2 separate regions of the Homo sapiens genome follow, and region 2 is linked to region 1. Evidence: chromatin loops called from intact Hi-C (ENCODE). Cell type or tissue: GM12878. All regions are shown on one strand. Each heading gives the region's core, and the rest is flanking DNA. Links, peaks and the distances in the headings are about the cores only.

Region 1 (11,854 bases), core at 1,448-9,447:
GGTTTTTGGGTGGAGAATAAATTTAAACTCTGTGTGAACCTAATGAGGATAAAATAAGCAAGGACAGAGGAATGAAACATTAGATTGAGACTGTAGAAAACCAAAACTATTAGGTTTATGCCCCAAGCCTTTCCTCTGTGATAGCAATATGTTTGGGTCCAAAGGAACTGGCTTGCTACACAACCTATCTTGCACTGCAGATATAGCATATTCATTATGTCATTGAGATCCTGTAGGTATCATTCATGGTTTTCCTTTTGCCACTTTGTGCAGGCAGATCTATATAATTATGAACAGATGTAATCCCAGCCACTGGATATAGTTTACAAACTAGACTCTCCCTCACAATCGATGCTTACCGCTCAATGGGACAGAATTGAACAGAAACTGGACTTTAAAATAGAAGTGTGACAAATTTCTCAACAAAGTTACAGGATATTCTATCAAGGATATGAATTACAGAATATTATTATCCTATGCACACTAGTATTTCATTCCAGCTGCTCTGCTGCTGTGTGTAGGTAAGATTCATACATCTGAAAAAAATGGGAGAATGGAAATAGAGGAATCCATTACTTGATGCTTGATGTAATGGTTACTTATCCTTTCCAAAGGTTGCAATATAACTGGTGTTTAGCAATAGATAGCAAGCTCCAAGTCCAGAATAAAGAAGGAGCACTTTATATTTTTTTATGTCATCACTTTATGTAGCAAACTTTCTGAATCATAATTTATTGATGCAATCAGTTGTAAAACGTACCATTGTTTCCTATACTTCTGGGCAGAAGAAAAATGTTGCCAATTAAGTTATATCTTATATTTTTATATCTATCGAAAGAGCTGTTTTAGATATATTTAGACCTGCATACTTATCACTTTATAGGCAATGAGAAAGTGTTATACTTTTTAATTCTATTAACCCCCATTAGCTTTTTATGTTATTGTTGTCATGCATTTTAATTCAACATATATTGTAAATATCACAAAATATTATTTTATAATTAATATTTTAAATGTGTCCATGTATTTACCAACATCACTGACTTGCTTTTCCCTCCTCCATTTCTGTATTTCTTTCTTGATCATTTTCCTTCTGCCTGAAGAATTCTGTAGTACCTACTGTAATATTTGTCAATGATGAAACCTCTCAGGCTTATTTTGTCTAGAAATATCTTTATTTCACCTTCAATTCCAGAGTAAATTTTTAGTTGGCAGAGAATTGTAAACTGGCAGTAATTTTATCATTAAAGATGTCATTAAATTGTTTTCTGGCTTCCATAATTTGTTTTAGGAAATTAGCTATTTATCTTATTGTAGTTGCTTGAAGGTAATGTGTATTTTCAATGTTTTATTATTGTTTTGATTTCCCTCAGTTTGACTCTGGTGTGCCAAAGTGTGGTTTTCATTGTATTTACCCAGCTTGGGCTTATACACTTCTTAAATCAACTGCTTGATGTTTTGGGTCAGACTTGGCAAATTCTTGAGAGATTTCTTCTTGAAATATTGTTTCTTCCCCATCCTCATCTTCTCCCTTTCTAGAACTCCAATTTCATATCTGGTAGACCTTCATGTAAATATCTTTTAAAAGATGTGCTTCCAGAAAAAAGAAATGCAACCTAAAGGAAGAGCAAAGAAGTAAGAAACAGTGGTAAAAACGGGACTGAGAAACACTAGGGTCAACATCAACAACAATTGACCATATAAAATATTAAAATTATTATTTACAAATTGTTTCATGAATATAAAAATAAGTCAGAACTAAAATAGGGAAATAATAATATGTTAGATCTGAGGCAATATGTTACTTAAGTCTTCTAAGAATCTGTAGTTTCTAGGTGAAGGATAAAGGTAACACTGAACTTTGCAAAGTCATGTGTACACATTAAATGTTGGAGACTATTTATTCAAATAATAGAAATGAAATATAAACCCTTCAAAATATTATTGGGTGATATGAATTTTTGCCCAAAAAAACTACTAAAACTTTGAAAAGAAAAAAAATGAAGTATGAAGGAAAGCAATATTACTTAAAACCACAAAATAGGATGGCAAAAAAAAAAACCTGAATATACTAGTTTAACTGAATTGGCCAGTTGAATACAAATTAAGATTGGATTAAATAAAATTCAGCAATATTTTGTTTAAAGAAGACACACTTAAAACATGGGTATACCAAAAGACTACAAGCAAAAGGATAGGAAAAGATTACTATGCAAACTGTTTTTAAAAAAATCATATTGCAGGGGCTGGCAATTTCTTTTTGTAAAGGGCCAGACAGTAAACATTTTAGGCTTTATAAGTCGTAACTTAAAACTACCTAACTCTGTGATTCTAGTAAGAAAGCATATACAGACAGTATGTAAACAAATGAGCATGGTTGTGCGCTAATAAAAATTTATTCAAAAAACAGGCACCAGGCCATATTTGCTGACCTCTGGTTTATTAGAAGACCATAATCTTGTGCCTTATGGATAAGCAAAAAATATATATACAAAGAAATAAACTAAGATAGATGATGTTACAAGAAAACTCAGCCTCAAGAGCTAGCATAGGTAAAGGAAAAGGAATTGAACAAAGGTAGTACGTAAGTTGTTTTTGATTCTCTCACCCATCATTAACTCCACGATTTCTTTCCGTTTCCCTCATCCCCACTTTACATCAGTTCTAGACAAGGTAAAAATTAGAACATAGCTTTGGGAGAGTAGTTCCCAATAGCAGACGATCCAGAGTTTTAAAAAACAGAATCCCAGCCGGGTGCGGTGGCTCCCGCCTGTAATCCCAAGACTTTGGGAGGCCAAGATGGGAGTATCACAAGGTCAGAAGTTCAAGACCAGCCTGACCAACATGGTTAAATCTCGTCTCTACCAAAAATACAAAAATTAGCCGGGCATGGTGGCGTGAGCCTGTAATCCCAGCTACTCGGGAGGCTGAGGCAGAGAATCAACTTGAACCTGGGAGGCAGAGGTTGCAGTGAGCCGAGATCGCACCACTGCACTCCAGCCTGGGTGACAGAGACAGACTCAGTCTCAAAACAAAAAAAAACAAAACAAAAACAAAAACAAACAAACAAACAAAAAACCAGAAGCCCCAGAAACCGTAGACTGGAATATAAGAGATCTTATGGATGCACTACCGGACAGCCCTTCTGTAGCCACTTGGGTCATGAGAGTGAAATACAGTATGGCACCACTGTTTGTGATTAAAGATGTTAACGCTAATGGACTCCACTGGCATTCATGGCTAATTACTTAAGAAAAGATTAAAAGACAACCGTCACCATTTCATACTTCGCATTGGAATCATACATTGTAAAGCATTTGTTTCTTATTTGTCTCTTAATTACAATTCTTACCACTAGGTGGCATTCACCCAAAGTTGTATCTCCCTGGGAAAGTGATGCAGAGGCTGCAAATTGGCAGGGCCTGGACGTGGCTCACAAATATGCTTTGATTGGCCCATTGTGTTTTCAAACATTTGGATGACTGGTCAATATTTAAGATTAGAGAATTTTACCCTATAAAATTGTCTTTCTTGCTTTTCTTGACAAATAGAAGACTTGGCAATACTAGGTCTTTCTCCACCTGCCAACAATCACTTGATGGGACAAGGCTGCTCCCACAGAGGGAAAATGCACTCTTCATATCAGGCCCTGCTGCTTCTTCGCTTCTTATGTGCTTTAATTGATTATATCCCTGCTTGGCCCCTGCAGGTATTCAACTTGGTGACCCTTGCATTATAGTTTCACCAGAACTTTTGAGCAATGACCATTTATTCTAAAACACTAACAAAAATATAATTTCACATTGGAGTGCCTTTCAGAAATGCAGATGTAAAGTTAAAACAGAATAAATCATACAAGAATCAAGACCTGGTTACAGAATGATACAAAAATCTTGAATTAAGGAAAATAAGGGAGGACCCAAGAGCAAAGTAAACAGCCAGACACTATTAAAAGATAAAAGTACAAATGCATCCAGCAAATGTCAGTTTACTGGATCCAGCACTGGTTTAAAAACTCTATACGGGTCAGGGCCAGGTGCAGTGGCTCATGCCTGTAATCCCAGCACTTTGGGAGGCCAAGGCAGGTGAATCACTTGAGGTCAGGAGTTTGAGACCAGCCTTGCCAACACGGCCAAACCCCATCTTGACTAAAAATACAAAACTTAACCAGGCATTGTGGCGCACGTCTGTAATCCCAGCTACTCTGGAGGCTGAGGCAGGAGAATCACTTGAACCTGGGAGGCAGAGGTTGCAGTGAGCTGAGATCACACCACTGCACTCCAGCCTAGGAGACAAGAGTTTAAAAATATATATATATATGTGGATCAATGCATTAGGTTCTCAAAATCTCTCTATGAGGTGTAGTGTTTCCTTCTCATCCCACAGATAGAAAAAGTGAGGCCCAAAGTTGAATAACTTTTCCAAAGTCATAGATAGAAAGTGGCATACCTGGGCTTAATCCCAGGTAGATCTGAGGCAAAGCTTAAGCTTTTAGCTTTGACTCCAAGGCCCTTATTGCAAAGAGATTATTTGAGGAATAGGGTTGGCGTTGGAGTTTGGAGTTGTAGAATTGCTTTGCCATTCATACTGGTTCTTTCTGTGCCCTCAGATTGATGAATCCTGGTTTTCTCTGTTGAGTGAAGAGATAATTCCTGATGGAAGAAAATAGATATTTCTTTATCTTCTTTTTGAAGAGGAGGGAAGAAAAGGGTCCCTTTCAGATAGTGGCATGGCCTATTTGGATTACAGTCATTTGTTCCCTTCTCTCCCTAGGATTATCTTTCCTAGGATAACTTCAAATATCCCAGGGATGCTTAAATTTCATCCTGAAAGAGAAGCAGAACACCTGCTCTGTCAGTGATGAAAGCCACTCTTCTTTATAATTGCTGCCACACGGTGTCGCTGTTGAAACACAGGGAACATAGCCACCCAGGTATGGTCCCTGCTGTACAGTATTGTTGCTGAGTACCAGGCCATGCTGTGGTTGGTGAATACAACAGAGGAATGCTTTAATGACCCACAAGCACCACTGTCATCCATCTCTTGTCTGTGGTAGTTTCTCCACAGGGATAAGAAATGTCTCCTTGGTAGCACTTTCGACTATGATACTTTTGTGCCATTGTAGGCTTGGTCCACCCACAACTTCAGTCTTATAATTAAGACATGATTCAAGTTTACATATAAAGCCATTTTTATAAGATCCCCCGGGGCAGCTGAATTTGGAGGGATTTTCAGTCTTAGCCATGCAATTGCCCAGGATTACCTCTCGTCCCTCCCACCTTCTTTAATCATCCCCCACAGTGAAAGAACTTCCTCTCCATCCCTCTGCCTCAACAGCCATCCATTTTTTTCATCCAAGAAAGAGTAATTAACGTTCCTTTATGGCAACACCTGACCTTGTTGCAAACACAGGCTATAATATTAATGCCTGAAAGTTCTCTACTACCTAGAGAATTACTCTGCATGGAGTCAATCACCTTGGATGGATTAAAGCTGTGTATTTTGGTTTCATAGACTTGGCTGTGAACTGGGTGAAGCATCCTCAGCAGCTGAATCCCAAGAGAATAATCTACAAATTCCTTCTTAAAAAATAATTGGTGTCCTTATCGTTTGTTATAGAGCTAGGGGTGTGTGCAAGTGAACAAGAAATGATAGTTAAATAAAGTTTCCAATTCAGTAAAAGATGTTTCTCATATAATTTCACTCTATAGCAATGTTCTTTCTCAGGGAAATATTTCTGTATCTGTAAGTGGAGATTTGAGATGAAGAATATACATGAAAAAAATGCTAACTGAACATGGATTTCAGGATCATGAAATGACCAAGCTCTTGACGAATTGTCCAATTTGTTCTGGACATACATTAATATGGACATATAGTAAATTCTCAACTAATCAGAGAGAGCTGTTCACAACTAATCCAAAGTCAGAGTGGAAATAAACTATGCATCATCTTCTGGTGCTTCCCAGCTGACTTCCCACCAGCCTGTAAGCAGCCCATTCTCAAGGCTTGGTTCTTATTTTTCTGAAACCACCACAGCAGCTCTGGCCCTCTGCAGGAGAGGGAAAGGTGTCTTAGTGAATATCAATGGCAACAAGTGATAAGTACATACTGCCTAACTCCTGAGCCTTGCTTCATGGTTACCATTAGGAATCTGACTACTCTCTCGCATGGTCATGAGATGTGCCTGTATCCTAGTCTCCAAGATCTTCCGGGAAGTAGACTTGCACATCCTTTCTTCCCAATCAGTTCTAGAGGTAATTAGTCAAGCAAATAATTTTTTGTTAGTACCTATTATTAATTTATTAATTTTCCTATTAATTAAAAAAAGATTTCCTGAGAAGTCATTTATTTCTAAAATGGAGGGTATTCAGCAATCATTTTTTTATATCAGTCATGGAACCCCTCCCAAAGCAAAAAGAAAAAGTTTAGAATTATAGAAAGGTCTAATAGATCATCACATTCAAGCTTTTGAGTTTTCTTCATTTACAGGTAAGGAAGCTCATTGCCTTCAATATCAACCTTCCCATCTGTTAAATGGAGGGCTCCAGATGATTTGGCCTCAATTGTGCGGTTAGTTACTCGGTGTAAAAATAGCTAAAATCTCTGTCTAAGGCACCTTATGCTGCATTAGAACTAATCAGTCATTTTCTTCTAAAACCATTTGTACCCCAGAAATCAATGCCACTCTACATTACAATTCCAGGATACAGCTTTTAAAATGCTTGGCTGAAGTAAAGGAAGGAAAGTTGCTGGCATCGTGGCTATTCTATTGTGGTTTATAGGCAATCCAAACATCAGTTGTGTGTTGTTATAGTTCAATTCTCAAAGATTGTTATGGGATCCCACATTATGGTATGCTTAAAATAAAAACAAATAAAAACACAGAGACCTTGTTTTCTAAGGCTATGGGATGACATGCAGTTTTGTGCCACTTCATCAGAACTTGGTCTTTCAACCAGAGTGTTTATTACGAAGTGCAGTAAAGCAAAACAGAACCACAAGACAAACATTAAAGCTCTCTCTCCCTTTCTGAAAGATCTGAGGAGAGGATTTTCCTTCAGAAATAACATGTCTGCCTCAGTGCTCACTGTGCCCAACAGCTCTGTCTCAGTGAAAGAATTTCCCACGGGGTTCTACAAAAAAAAAAAAAAAAAAATACCTGACTATACTGAGAACCAGAGAAATGTACAATTTAAAGCCTCTTTAATTAAATGTCCTTCCTTCTTTGGAATGGAAACAATTTTATCAAGTTATCTTTGGAGTAGGATTGAGGTGAGCAGAGATGTATTCAGATTTAGTTCCAATGAGCTCCAGGTATGGAACAGATTATGTAAATTCTGTATGGAACAGAATTCTGTATGGAACAGAATTTACATAATCTCGAGCTCATGGAACTTCTGTTCCATACCTGGAGCTCATTAACATAATCTGTTCCATACCTGGAGCTCACTGGGACTAAATCCATTTCTGTAACTGAAAATGTCCAAGGGCAACTGGAAATAATAAATTGAGCAAGGCTAAAATTTTGGAGTTAGAAAAACTAAAAGAAATTTAGTGTGTGTAGTATAAATTAGCACGAGAGGACAAGGGTTCTAGAAGTCTGTCACCAGCTTTTCGATCAGTTCCTGTCACCATCCCACCGCTTTGGGTTCATCAAAGCCAACTATTCATTTCTGTCCTTCTGTGATCCTGAGATGGTTTAAGAAGCACTTTTTTAACTCTTATTTTCCCTTATTAAAAAAAATTAAGTTGGCTGGAACTTGTATTACATTGTTGCTTGAGGCAGTTTTGCAGCTGGAAGGTTGCGAACTAAATCAAAGCAGACTGTGCTCTTGTATTTCTGAATTATTAAACATTTACATGCGACTGGTTACACAGTGTCTTTTTAAGAAAATGTATACACCCTTGATTTAGCAGCAGAGTTTAGGGTCAGTACTTTGGAGGATACCTCGTTCTATCAGAAGGCATATTTTAGGCCAATTCAGCTAAATTTTGCTGATGGAACAGGAAACTTAAGTGCAAGGGTGAATTTTTTAAAAACTTAAACCCATAGAGTACATAAACACTCTAAACCAGCAAGGCAAAGAAAACGATGTTTTTATCATTCTGATTACTGAACTTCACCAGCCCAGTTCAAGATACATTAAAAAGTCGCTTAGATTGTCAATGGATCTTGTTTCAGTTGTTAAGCTTTTCCCTTTGTTTTCCTAAGGTCAGAGCACCAATTCTGTAGAAAGAGGCTAGAAAATCTGAAAAATAACTATTGGGTATTAAGCTTCAAACCTAAAACAAACGTTAAAAAAAAAAAAGAAAATCTGAATAAGGTTGTAAAGTGCTCCAAGAATGCCAGCGTAGTTTTTACTCCTTCAGGATTCTAAAGTCATATCCTTTTGCAATGAAAAAAGTTAATGACGCTTTCAACAATGACAGATATGTAACAAAAACAGAAATTGAGTATGTATCCTCTAGTTTCTATGTGAGTTGTAGGTGATACAATTAAGAGGACAACAGAAAACCAAGGTAAACTCTAAAAATCTGCCCTGGAGGGAAAATCATTTATCTACTTTCTTGTTGCCACTTTCCGAAAAAATTTTTGTGAATCTTCCACAATTTGCATACTTTGCACATTGGGAAATATAGTGGTTATCCACAATAGTTAATGAGAACAGCCCAAGATTTCCATTTTTTCCATAGTGTTTCATAACCTCTAGGCTAAGTCATCCTCTCTTTGACGTATCTTTAAACATTACACCTAGTATCAAATTATTCCATTGCATGGCATTTTGTTAAAATATATTGAAATAAATATGTAATATGATATTTCCTGTGGTACAAGCACCTTGAAAATATTCCCACCAGTGATGGCTCATAGTCACATTATATTTGAGTGGTGATTGAGGGCATGTCTAATAATTATCTTTTCCATCCTTTCAAATAGTCAGCACTTCCCAGGCTCTGATTAATGGCCACTTTTAACTAGATTTCCCTTAAATGATAAGATAAAAGAGACAGGAATCACCACTGAGTTTTGTGAGTTGTCAGTTCATAAGAACTGCATAGCTTTATCCCCCTGTATTGATCTGGGACATTGATACAGTTAACTGTGATAGAAATAATTATTTTGTTCTTCCTCTTCTCTCTATGCTCAAAGACTAGTCTGGTTCAATATTGGCCTCAAGAATGTGCTTAGGCTCCAGAAATCCTAGATTACAATGTTTCAGACTCTCACCACAACCTCCTGACCTTCCTCTTCTCAGAGGATTTTCTTTCCTCTGACCTTGACTTTACCCCCAGAGCCATCCCCTCCTGGACTCCTCATCTCCCCCCACCCCACTGTATGTGCCCTCTCACCAGTAGCTTTACAACCTACCTGAACCTGATGATTGATCTGTCTCCCTTCTCACCAGTACCTCAGTTTACCTACATCTTATCCTGCTGCCACACACTCACTGCGAATATTATCTGATCTTTGGACAAAAGACTAGAAACAATCCAACTTTTCCTACTGAAAAGGAACTGAGAGCTGCTGGAGAAAGTTAAGTGACCCTGCAAATTGATGAAACTAAACTTCTGAGTTTCTGTTCCTCACAGAGCCGTGGGTACCTCCTATTGGCACATTTTTTTGGCTGTTTAAAAAATAGATTTAGGGGGTGCAAGTGAAGTTTTTTTACCAGGATATATTGTGTAGCTCCCACTTATAAATGAGAACATATAGTATTTGACTGTTTCTGAGTTATTTCACTTAGGATATGGCCTTCAGTTCCATCTGTGTTGCTGCAAAACACATGATTTCATCCCTTTTTTATAACTGCGTAGTATTCCATGGTATAGAATGCATAGATAATACATTTTCTTTATCCTATCAAACATTGATGGACATGTGATTGATTTCATGAGTTTACTGTGTGAATAGTGCTGCAATAAACAAACGAGTGCAGATATCTTTTTTATACAATGATATATTTTTATTTGGGTTGATACTCAGTAGTGGGATTACTGAATTAAATGGCTGTTCTATTTTCAGTTCTTTGAGAAATCTCTATAGCGTTTTCCATAGAGGTTGTACATCCAACCAATAGTGCATAAGCATTCCCTTTCTTCTTCATCCTTGCCCTCTGTTATTTTTGACTTTTTCATAGTAGCCATTCTGACTGCTGTAAAAATGGCATCTCATTGTGGTTTTAATTGCATTTCTTTGATTATTAGTGATGTTGAGCATTTTTGTATTTTTTTTTGGCCACTTGTATGTCTTCTTTTGAAAACTGGGTGGGGACACAGCAAAACCATATCAAAGAATGTGTGAAAGAGACCCTACCTATAGAAATAAGAATAGAAATAACAAAATAGTGTGTTTTGGAAACCAAGAGCATATCAATTTTTAAAAAGAAAGGGGGCCAGTCATGGCCTTTGCTCATGTCCTTTGCTCACTTTTATTTGCCCATGGTAAAATTTCCCTTTTATTCCATGCAATGACTCTTCTAAATCTAGACCAGCCCTTCCCTTCCATTAAATTCACAATCCAGCTGGGTGTGGTGGCTCACACCTGTAATCCCAACACTTTGGGAGGCCAAGGCAGGCAGATCACTTGAGGCCAGGAGTTCGAGACCAGCCTGGCCAACATGGTGAAACCCATCTCTACTAAAAATACAAAAATTACCGAGGCATGGTGGCACACATCTGTAGTCCCAGATACTTAGGCAGAGTTTGCACCACTGCACTCCAGCCTAGGTGACAGAGAGAGATTCTGTCTCGAAAAAAAAAAATTCAAAATCCAACCCAGTCTCCTACTTTCCTGTTCTCACACATTTTTTCAATCTTAACCTCTCTCTAGATTTTGCTTAAAGTGTTCAGTGGTTCATTTGTGTGTGTGTGTGTGTGTGTGTGTGTGTGTTTAATTCTGAACTGTCCATCCAAAAATGTATTTACCACCACCCATGTTTACCTTTTTTCCTCTGGTCTAACAGTGACAGCCAACCACCCAGCCCTGAGCCCCATGCACAACCTTCAGTCATCCACTATCTCCCTTACATATTCAATCTCTTCTTGCCTACCTCCTCCCTTACTTATACTCCCACACCAAAACAGAAATAAGGACGAATACCTTCCCTTGAATTTCATACTCTGAGAGCTACTTTTTAATCTCACAAGTTCAGATTAATCAGGAAGAAGAGATAAACCCAGACTACCTTATCTGGTGTTTGCCCTTCATCTGCTGAATTCTGGCTCCCATTCTCAGCATGCTGTTGAAATTGCTCTATTGGGGTCCATCATAACATTACAGCCAAATTTAATAGTCATTTTTAGTTTATATCTTAGTGGATCTCTCTACTTTATATGACATTGTCTATCACCCCCCCCCACCCGCCGCTTTTTAAGAGACAGGATCTTGCTCTGTAAACCAGGCTGGAGTGCAGTGGCACCATCACAGTTCACTGCAGCCTCAAACTCTTTGGCTCTAAGTGATCCTCTTGCCTCAGCCTGCTGCATAGTTGGGACTACAGACATACACCACCATGCACAGCTAGTTTCTTAAATTTTTTGTAGAGATGGGGTCTTTCTATGTTGCCCATACTGGTCTCAAACTGCTGTCTTTAAGCAATCCTCCCACATTAGCCTCCCAAAATGCTGGGATTACAGGTGTGAGCCACTACAACTGGCCTCCCTTTCTTTTTAAAATTTGATATGCTCTTGGTTTCCAAAACACACTATTTTAATATTTCTATTCTGATTTCTGTAAGTGGGGTCTCTTTCACATATTCCTTGATATGGTTTTGCTGTGTCCCCACCCAAATCTCATCTTGAATTATAGCTTTCACAATTCTCATGTGTCATGGGAGGAACCCGGTGGAAG
Region 2 (8,000 bases), core at 1-8,000, 110 kb after region 1:
TGAATTCGGAAGCTGTTGCAGGAATGTCATGGAAGGCGGTGGGAATAGGAAGGAAAGAACTAACCTGAGAGTCACTAAAGGAAGGAGTATGAGAAGACTTGTTGATAGGCCGATTTTATCATCCCCAGTATGCAAAGATGACTCTAAAGTTTCCAGTGATGAACTCTAGAAGAGTAGTACCAGAACTGACTGGGAAGGGATTTTGTGTGAAACTAAAGATAGTTTATTTAAGACATCTTGAGGTAGAGACAAAAATTTTGAAATGAGGATTTAGAGTATAAGTTAGGGATAGAGATATACATTTTAGATAATGTCTGTTTAAAGCCAACTCCAAATCAGAGCATTTTAAAGTATGCAGATACCAGAGAAAAGCTATGGGCTATTTATTGCAAAACTCTATGGGCTGCTTTGATTCCTGTTCTCCCAGGAATAGCAAGGGGAGGTCTCTATGTGGTAGAGAACTCCTGTTTGCTGTAGGCCGCTTGGAATAATCATTCTTATAATATTCTGGATGTTGACAAGTTTCCTTAGTCCGGAGAGACAGTAATGAGACTAAATGGTTGGGTGTCTTTCAATCATTATTCCTCCTTCCTCCCAGGTTTTCAATTCTATTCATTTGTAGAGGTCTGTAGCCAAGCAGGTCTACAGAGGATCCATACTAATTACAAAGAAATGTAGACCTCCTTAAGGGATTTTCGGGCACAGGATAGTATTTATGGTATGCTTTCATTTTTGCATAACAAATACAAATATGTGAAATGATACCTAAGCTAGGAATACCCTTCCCTATGGCAACTTTCATTCGAATTTGAACCTGGCAAAGGTGTTCCTTAATGTTTTCCCTCTTATCCAGGTCTCTGGTTAACTGTCCTTCCATTGGTCCTCTTTTAAACCCTCTGCATTTGTTTGCTCCCTCTGATCAGGCTAATCCAGGGGCTCTGACAGTTACCCTGCTTGGGTGCTGCATTAGCTGCCGACACATGTCCCCTTACTTGATTTTTTAAAAGTATTATGCTCCATAGTTTCATTTGTCGAATTTTGAGCTCGATAATACAAGATTTATTTTGACAGTAGCATTGGGAGAGGACAGAAAGTTGTATCAGGTTTGAGTCTAGTACTGTCCTTATTTCATTATCTATTCATGTTAAAAATATATTTAAATTGATAAAAGTGCAGAATCTTTAAATGCCAGGAGAAATAAAAATGAGAAACCACAGAGAATGTTTACACTTCTATCCTGTGTCATGCTAATGGCCATCATTGACGTTTGCCCGGATGTCGGGGAGTCTTGGCCTTCCAAGACCTAAGACAGTGGAGCGTGATCAGAAAGTAAGGTAGTCCTGGATAAAGGTGAATTGCCTTCTTTAAAAATATACTTTTGTATGATGGAAGACTTTATCTTAGAAGGGAAAAAATAATTTTCTTAACATTTTAATTTTCCCAACTATGAACTACAGAAGCCATTATTTTTCACTATACATTTATATCTGTTGAGTGAATGAATTCAGAGTTGAGGAATTGGAGAGTGCCATCTAGCCCTTTTCTATTAAAATTATGAGAGTTCTTTTCTTCGCACTTTAGCATTTCTGGGTTCTGAGAAGATAGGCAGGAAAGTTGGATAGGAAATCTTACCTTGTTTTATTTCCACACATAAACCTCTCCTTGTTTTTGCTTCTTACTCTCCTTTCTAGGTGAATGGAGGCATTGAGAACACATTAGAGAAGGAGGTGATGCAGTATGACTACTATTCTTCATATTTTGATATATTTGTAAGTATTTTTTATGTTTCATTTCAGATGTGATAAAACTGACCCAAAAGGCAGATTTCCTCTAAATAGACTTCAAATTCCATGCCCTTTTTTCCTCTTTTGAACACTGACCATATTTTCCTTTTCTTTTAATTCCCCACCCATTCAATGTTCTCTCTCTCTAAATAAGGAATTGTGTCATCATCTCAAGGAAATAAAAGATTAATGACAGATAAGGGAGGGCAACAGAAGGAGCCATTCCTATTTTCTTGTTGGAGAGCCTTTATTCTTTCAAATGGCTCAAATAGAACCCATTGACATATCTAGTCACTGAAAGGAAAATTCACCTATTTGTATAATAAGATGATGAAAATGACATCTTTTTTTTCTTGCCTTGTTTTTTCTTTCATAATGGGAGATTAATGTGAGACCTAATTTGCTATTACATTAAGTTGTAGAGCAGGGATTCCCAAATGCTGGTCTACAGACCAGTGCCAGTCCCTGGTAGTCTCCAGCTAAATCACAGTAATGAAGACAGTCTGGTGAGTTTTTCATAAAGCTGTGTCATTTTTGTATATATTTTTTAAAACATCCCTTTATTTTCTTACTTTCAGCTTCTGGCAGTTTTTCGATTTAAAGTGTTAATACTTGCATATGCTGTGTGCAGACTGCGCCATTGGTGGGCAATAGCGGTGAGTATGCCCTGCATGAGTGGGTCATCTCCTCCAGTGCTGGTGGCCAAGTCCTGCTCTCAACAGGCCTGGGCTGGGAGAAGATACAGTTCTAATGCAGGTGGAATCCCACCAGCTTTCCTGAGTCCCGTTTCCTCCATACTTAAGTAGGTTTAATACTCCAGGGCTTCTTTCCAATGTTAATGAGTAACTAGATTTGTCTCTTGGTGCTGAGCCAAATGAGGAATCTAGAAGCCCAACAGTGATTATTGGCCAAGCACCAAGCCACCCTCTACCTCATTTTGCAAATAAGAGATGAGAGGAGACCTCTGTCACAGAGATATTTGGAAAATGTCTTATTTGGTTGAAACTGCTTAGTGATTGTTTTCATGACATGGTCTGTACTTATTTAGGTAATTGCCTTACCCCCTCCTTTCTTCCCCACAACCCCCTGTCTTGGAGGGAAAAGCTCTCAGTCTCTCTGTTGTTGCCTTGGACTTCTCAAGGACAAGGACTTTTTTACTCCTCTGTTTCCTGGCATCTAGCACAGAGAGCTTTGGTATTCTTAATAAGTATTTAGAGATTGATAGAATTACTAGCAGTTCTGCCTGACAGATGTCTGAATATTTGCCTTTTGTAAAGCTTTAATAAGTCAGTTCTATGGGAAGAAAATGTGGAGCTCCTCAGACTAGAGAGAGCTGCTCAGAAATAACCTGCAGTTCTGCAATTAGAGGGTGAGAGCTCGGGTCTGGGTGGCCCAGGCCTGGGTTTCTCCAGCTGGGAATAGGACTTGTGCTGCCCTCCTGAGTCCACTAGGGGGCGATGTCTGTCTGGGCCATGTCTTCTGAGCATTCTCAGAATCACGGGGCAGCGGTCAGACCATCTGTTAATCCGGAAGCTCTCATTTCATGGATATAGGCTGACAGTCTTGGCCAGACTTGACTCCCTTTCCTGAATACTCTTTTGCTGATATCATCATAGCTTTTGATGATTGTACCCTCCCATTTTTCTGCATTTTCTACAACAGATCCCTTTGGGATGTTGTATTCCTGAGTCCCCATATGTATGCTAGTATTTGTCAGACTATCCCTCTCAATGTTTGTTTTAGAAAAGTGTTTGACATATAGATATTCAGTGAGAGCTGTAAGACAGTATCTTCAATATCTGCTTTCAGATTATCTGAAGAATAAGTCTAATTTAGCAAATCATTTTATTGCTTCTGATTCTTGTTTTAAAAAACATTTGCAGAGAAGAGTCTAGAAGCTGGAAGGAGGAGAAGTCAGCTGGTATTTAAAGAGTGCTTAGTGTGAGCCTGTAAAGTTAATTAGTGTCAGAATATAAAATGCTAAACTGCCTCCTCTCCCAAGCAGCTCTGTGTGTGTGTGTGTGTGTGTGTGTGAGTGTGTGTGTGTGTGTGTCTGCAACTTTGTTAATACTTATTGAGCAAGATACTTGGTGTTCCCTGTCCTCCTTCTGTCAGTCAAGCTACTATTGGTATTCATTTTGGTCAGGTTTCACCATGCTAAAAATATTAGTTGAAGGAACAGTGACAAGGCTCAGGTATTATGGTATCTCTGGACTTCACAACCCCTGGCGAGAGCCCTACCTATGCACTTTACCAGTCTCTTCATGTGCTTGTAGAGGCTTTGGAATTGTACCTTCTGGTGGATCAAACTTAGTTACCTAGCACACCAGCCTGCTGAAATGTGGGAGAATAAACCACACACAGTCATTTAGGGATTGTGTCACATGTAGAAGCCCATTTTGCCCCAGTGTGGGTCTAGGGGAGAGAGACTGAGTGATATGGGAAGGAGCCAGGCTAGGCACAGGTTTTTCAGGCCTTGCCTGCTCCTGGCTCAGACGGGTCTCTTGTGAAGAGGGAGGTACCTTCACAGTGTGAGATGCCTAGTGTGAACAGTGCTGGATTATGTGTCTTGCAGTTGACAACGGCAGTGACCAGTGCCTTTTTACTAGCAAAAGTGATCCTTTCGAAGGTATGGCCTACCACTTTTTCTATACAGTTACCATCTTCAGTGATGAAGCCTCGTTTTTCAGTGTGAGTTTGTGGTAACTGCATTTCCCTTTCCTGGTCGTATTTTCCAGCTTTTCTCTCAAGGGGCTTTTGGCTATGTGCTGCCCATCATTTCATTCATCCTTGCCTGGATTGAGACGTGGTTCCTGGATTTCAAAGTGTTACCTCAAGAAGCAGAAGAAGAAAACAGTAAGTTCCTCTCAAAGTCAGCCTCCTGAGGCGGACTGGATACCAAGCTGGGAGGAAGAGATGTGGTTTCTTGGTGTGAATGGGGCTGCAAATGGGTAGAGTTAGGCAGTGGTGGGGTCTTCATTCTTTAGTGGCTACAGCAGAAATCGAGAGAAGGGTTGGGTGGATGAAAGGGTAAGTAACAGAAAGCAGCTCCTCTCTCCAGCTATCAGGCCAGGCTTCCCCTGGAAGAAAATGTGAACACTGGTGAAAAGGGCATTCAAGCAATAACAAAAAATAGCCAGCACTTTTTTCTCCCCAGACAGGTTGTTCTTTTCTCCCTGTTAGCAATAGACAGGACAGTAAGCATTTTGTGCATGTAAACAGAACTGTGCTGTTTAGGGTCAGAGAAAATAAAACCAATTTTAAGTGAGTGGAAGCAACTATTCTAAATACAAGCCAGTGATTCTCCAAAGTCTCCCATTGTGATCCATACAGCAGTTGGTGGCTTCAGATGGGCCTCTGTTAGAACAGTTAAATGCCTAGGGCTGGGGACCATTGGTGGGTTTAGGATGAAGATTATTCACAGGAGGATGACAGCAAGCCAGAGCGACGCTCAGCCTTTCACCATCCTCTGAGTAGCTGAGTCATAGCTAACAAGGTGTACTCATGAATCCTGCCAAAGCTGCTATAATCTCATCATGGCTTTCAATATCCCAGAATATTCACTAGGAAGGCCAAATGATTGATTAAGCTTTATGGTAAATTACCAAGCTGAAATTCTTCTCCACATAATGTCCTTAATGGAAGCCCACATGCCCCACCCACCCATCTTAAAGGTGAAACGATCAAAGCTCATTTCAGACACCCATGCAGTTTCAAGACATGCTGTTTTTATGCCTCTGCTGGCCATCTGGCTCAATTTGCCCTGCCTCATAGGAAAAAAAAAGTATCTTATAGAAAGTTAAGCATGATTATAACTTCAAAAAACAGCAGGATGCAAAATAATCTTGCAAGTGGTTTTATTTTGGAAAATCTCATTTACATAGAAGAAATATATAAGAAAAGGATAATTCAAGAGTAGATTTTAAAAACCCATTAATCAGACTGAGTTGTACCTTCTATCCTGTGCCGTCTATTCCTTTGTGAAAGTGTATCTTGGAGAAGTTATAAGTAAAGCTAATGAAAGTCTTTTTTAATTGTATATAAATATAAAACTGAACTTTGTTGAAAACATATGAACTATTACTATGACTGAGGCTTGAATGGTTATAGGATTAAACCACATTCAAAGTGACTAATAAAGCAGAACACACAATTAATGAAAATTTTAAATTAGCACTTATTTTCATTGTCAGTAGCATGTATGACACACATACCTGGTATCTGCTATTTGGCCTGGTGCTTCCTCCGACTTTATCCTGAGGTTAACTCAGCTTTCAGTCAAAAGAACTTAAGTGTTGGTGGCCTTGCGTGTGTTAGTGTTCCTCAGCTGTCCACGTCCTGCTTTCTTACCTTTTCTTTGCTTTTTTAAGACACTTTTTTTCTTTTGAAACCTTCTTGTTGCATAAATATTTGTCATCTTGATTGTTCTTTATATATTTATAAAAGGCCATCCCTGTATTGCACTTTACATCTGGCATCTCTCTAACCAGATGTAGCCAGCAGACCGTTTGTAGGAACTGACCATGTTTTTTATTTTACTTTTTGTTTTGGTTTTGATACTGTGCTTTTTTGTAGGAAGGCAGGTACTCACAAGGGAAAGATGTAAATACTGAATTATTTATTCTGAGACAGGGCCTCACTTTGTGAAGTGCAGTGGCACAATCATGGCTCACTGCAGCTTTGGCTTACTGGGCTCAAGCAATCCTCCCACCTTAACCTCCCCAGTAGCTGGGACTACAGGCATGCACTACCACACTCGGCTAATTTTTAAATTTTTTATAGAGACAGGGTCTTGCTATGTTGCCCAGGCTGGTCTCAAACTCCTGGGCTCAAGCGATCCTCCATCCTTGGCCTCCCAGAGTGCTATGATGACAGGTGTGAGGCACCATGCCCAGTCTCATGAGGCACTTATTTAAGCTGCTTAGTTATCTGTCTTTACAGTATTGTTTGTCATTTGTTAATGAAACTTATTGTTTGGTTGAAACATTTTTAAAGTACCTCTTTTTCTAAAGGTATTTCATTGTAATAATAATACCATTTTATTTTACTTAATCTTGCCAAAAAGCTACCAGAAAGGTGACCTCATTCCCAACATCTGAATTTCTTCTCTTCCAGGACTCCTGATAGTTCAGGATGCTTCAGAGAGGGCAGCACTTATACCTGGTGGTCTTTCTGATGGTCAGTTTTATTCCCCTCCTGAATCCGAAGCAGGTAAAAAACTTGATTATTATTTGTGCTTGTATCTCTCATTCAAAGGCTCTGCTCTTCCTTCCTTTCCCTACCCCCTCTGTTTCTCAATATACTTAGCTAACATCTAACATGCCAGGCATTAGGGATATGAAAATAGGTGAGACACGGTCTCACATGAAACCAGTGGTAAGACACAGAGTTGTAAAAATAAATGTCATGGAGGAGTGATTAGACACCATGATTTGTGATATGTATCTTAGAAGACACACAGACAAGGGGAAGCGTCTCAGTGCTCTCATTATTGCGGTTCATCACCAAACCAACCTCCCTCTAGGACTCCCATATCTGAGAATGGCAGCACTGTCCAGCCAGTTGCCCAGCTCAAACACCAGAGCCTCACTGTTGGCTTCACCCCGTTCTTATGGCTCACATCTCATCATTCACAAAGCTGTTTCCATCCTCTCTCCCTTATTTCTACCTCCATTTTCTCATTCAAATCCTGCCACTTCTTATCAGCTCCAACCTCATTTCAGCATTACTTTCTGCAGTTTCTGCAAGAGCCTTTGTCTCCCTGCCTCCAGTTTTGTCTTTCACTAACCAGCAACCAGAGTGCTCTGTTAAAAATAACAATTACACTCAGCAACAAAAATAAACAACCTGATTAAAAAATATGCAAGGGTTTTGATAGACATTTCTCCAAAGAAGATAAACAAATGGCCAATAAGCACATAAAAGATGCTTAACATCACTAATCATTAGGAAAATGCAAATCAGAACCACAACAAGATACCGCTTCATACCGATTAGGATGACTGTTACAAAAAGCAAAACCAAACAAAAAGACAGAAAATAAGTATTGGTGAGAATATGGAGAAATTGGACCCCTTGTGCATTACGGGTGAGAATGTAAAATGGTATAGCCCCAGTAGAAAACAGTATGGTGTTTCCGTAAAAGATTAAACATAGAGTTACCATATGATTCAACACTTCTACCCCTGGGTATGTACCCAAAGGAAATGAAAGCAG

What was found. Hi-C counts contacts between places; a loop is a spot of excess contacts. Peaks named below come from ENCODE experiments on the same cell type or tissue, not always from the same donor. Only the 100,000 strongest peaks of a DNase experiment are listed, where the experiment ranks them.
Region 2: a loop joins it to region 1, with 5 times the contacts of the local background. A loop is called at or near these places in 106 of 110 quality-filtered maps.

Annotation. Positions count from the first base shown.
Region 1 is chr7:38,102,717-38,114,570 of GRCh38, forward strand. No RefSeq gene overlaps it. Among named protein-coding and RNA genes, the nearest start is that of STARD3NL, 70 kb to the right of the region's middle. In GM12878, for the core only: CTCF peaks have their summits at 3,356 (motif pointing right) and 4,907 (motif pointing right); a DNase peak (open chromatin) is centred at 4,955.
Region 2 is chr7:38,212,666-38,220,665 of GRCh38, forward strand. STARD3NL (STARD3 N-terminal like) reads left to right here. Exons shown (of 9, transcript NM_032016.4): 3 at 1,692-1,769; 4 at 2,363-2,440; 5 at 4,360-4,413; 6 at 4,523-4,640; 7 at 6,900-6,995. Among named protein-coding and RNA genes, the nearest start is that of STARD3NL, 38 kb to the left of the region's middle. In GM12878, for the core only: a CTCF peak has its summit at 3,228 (motif pointing right); a DNase peak (open chromatin) is centred at 3,376; H3K27ac peaks cover 367 bases.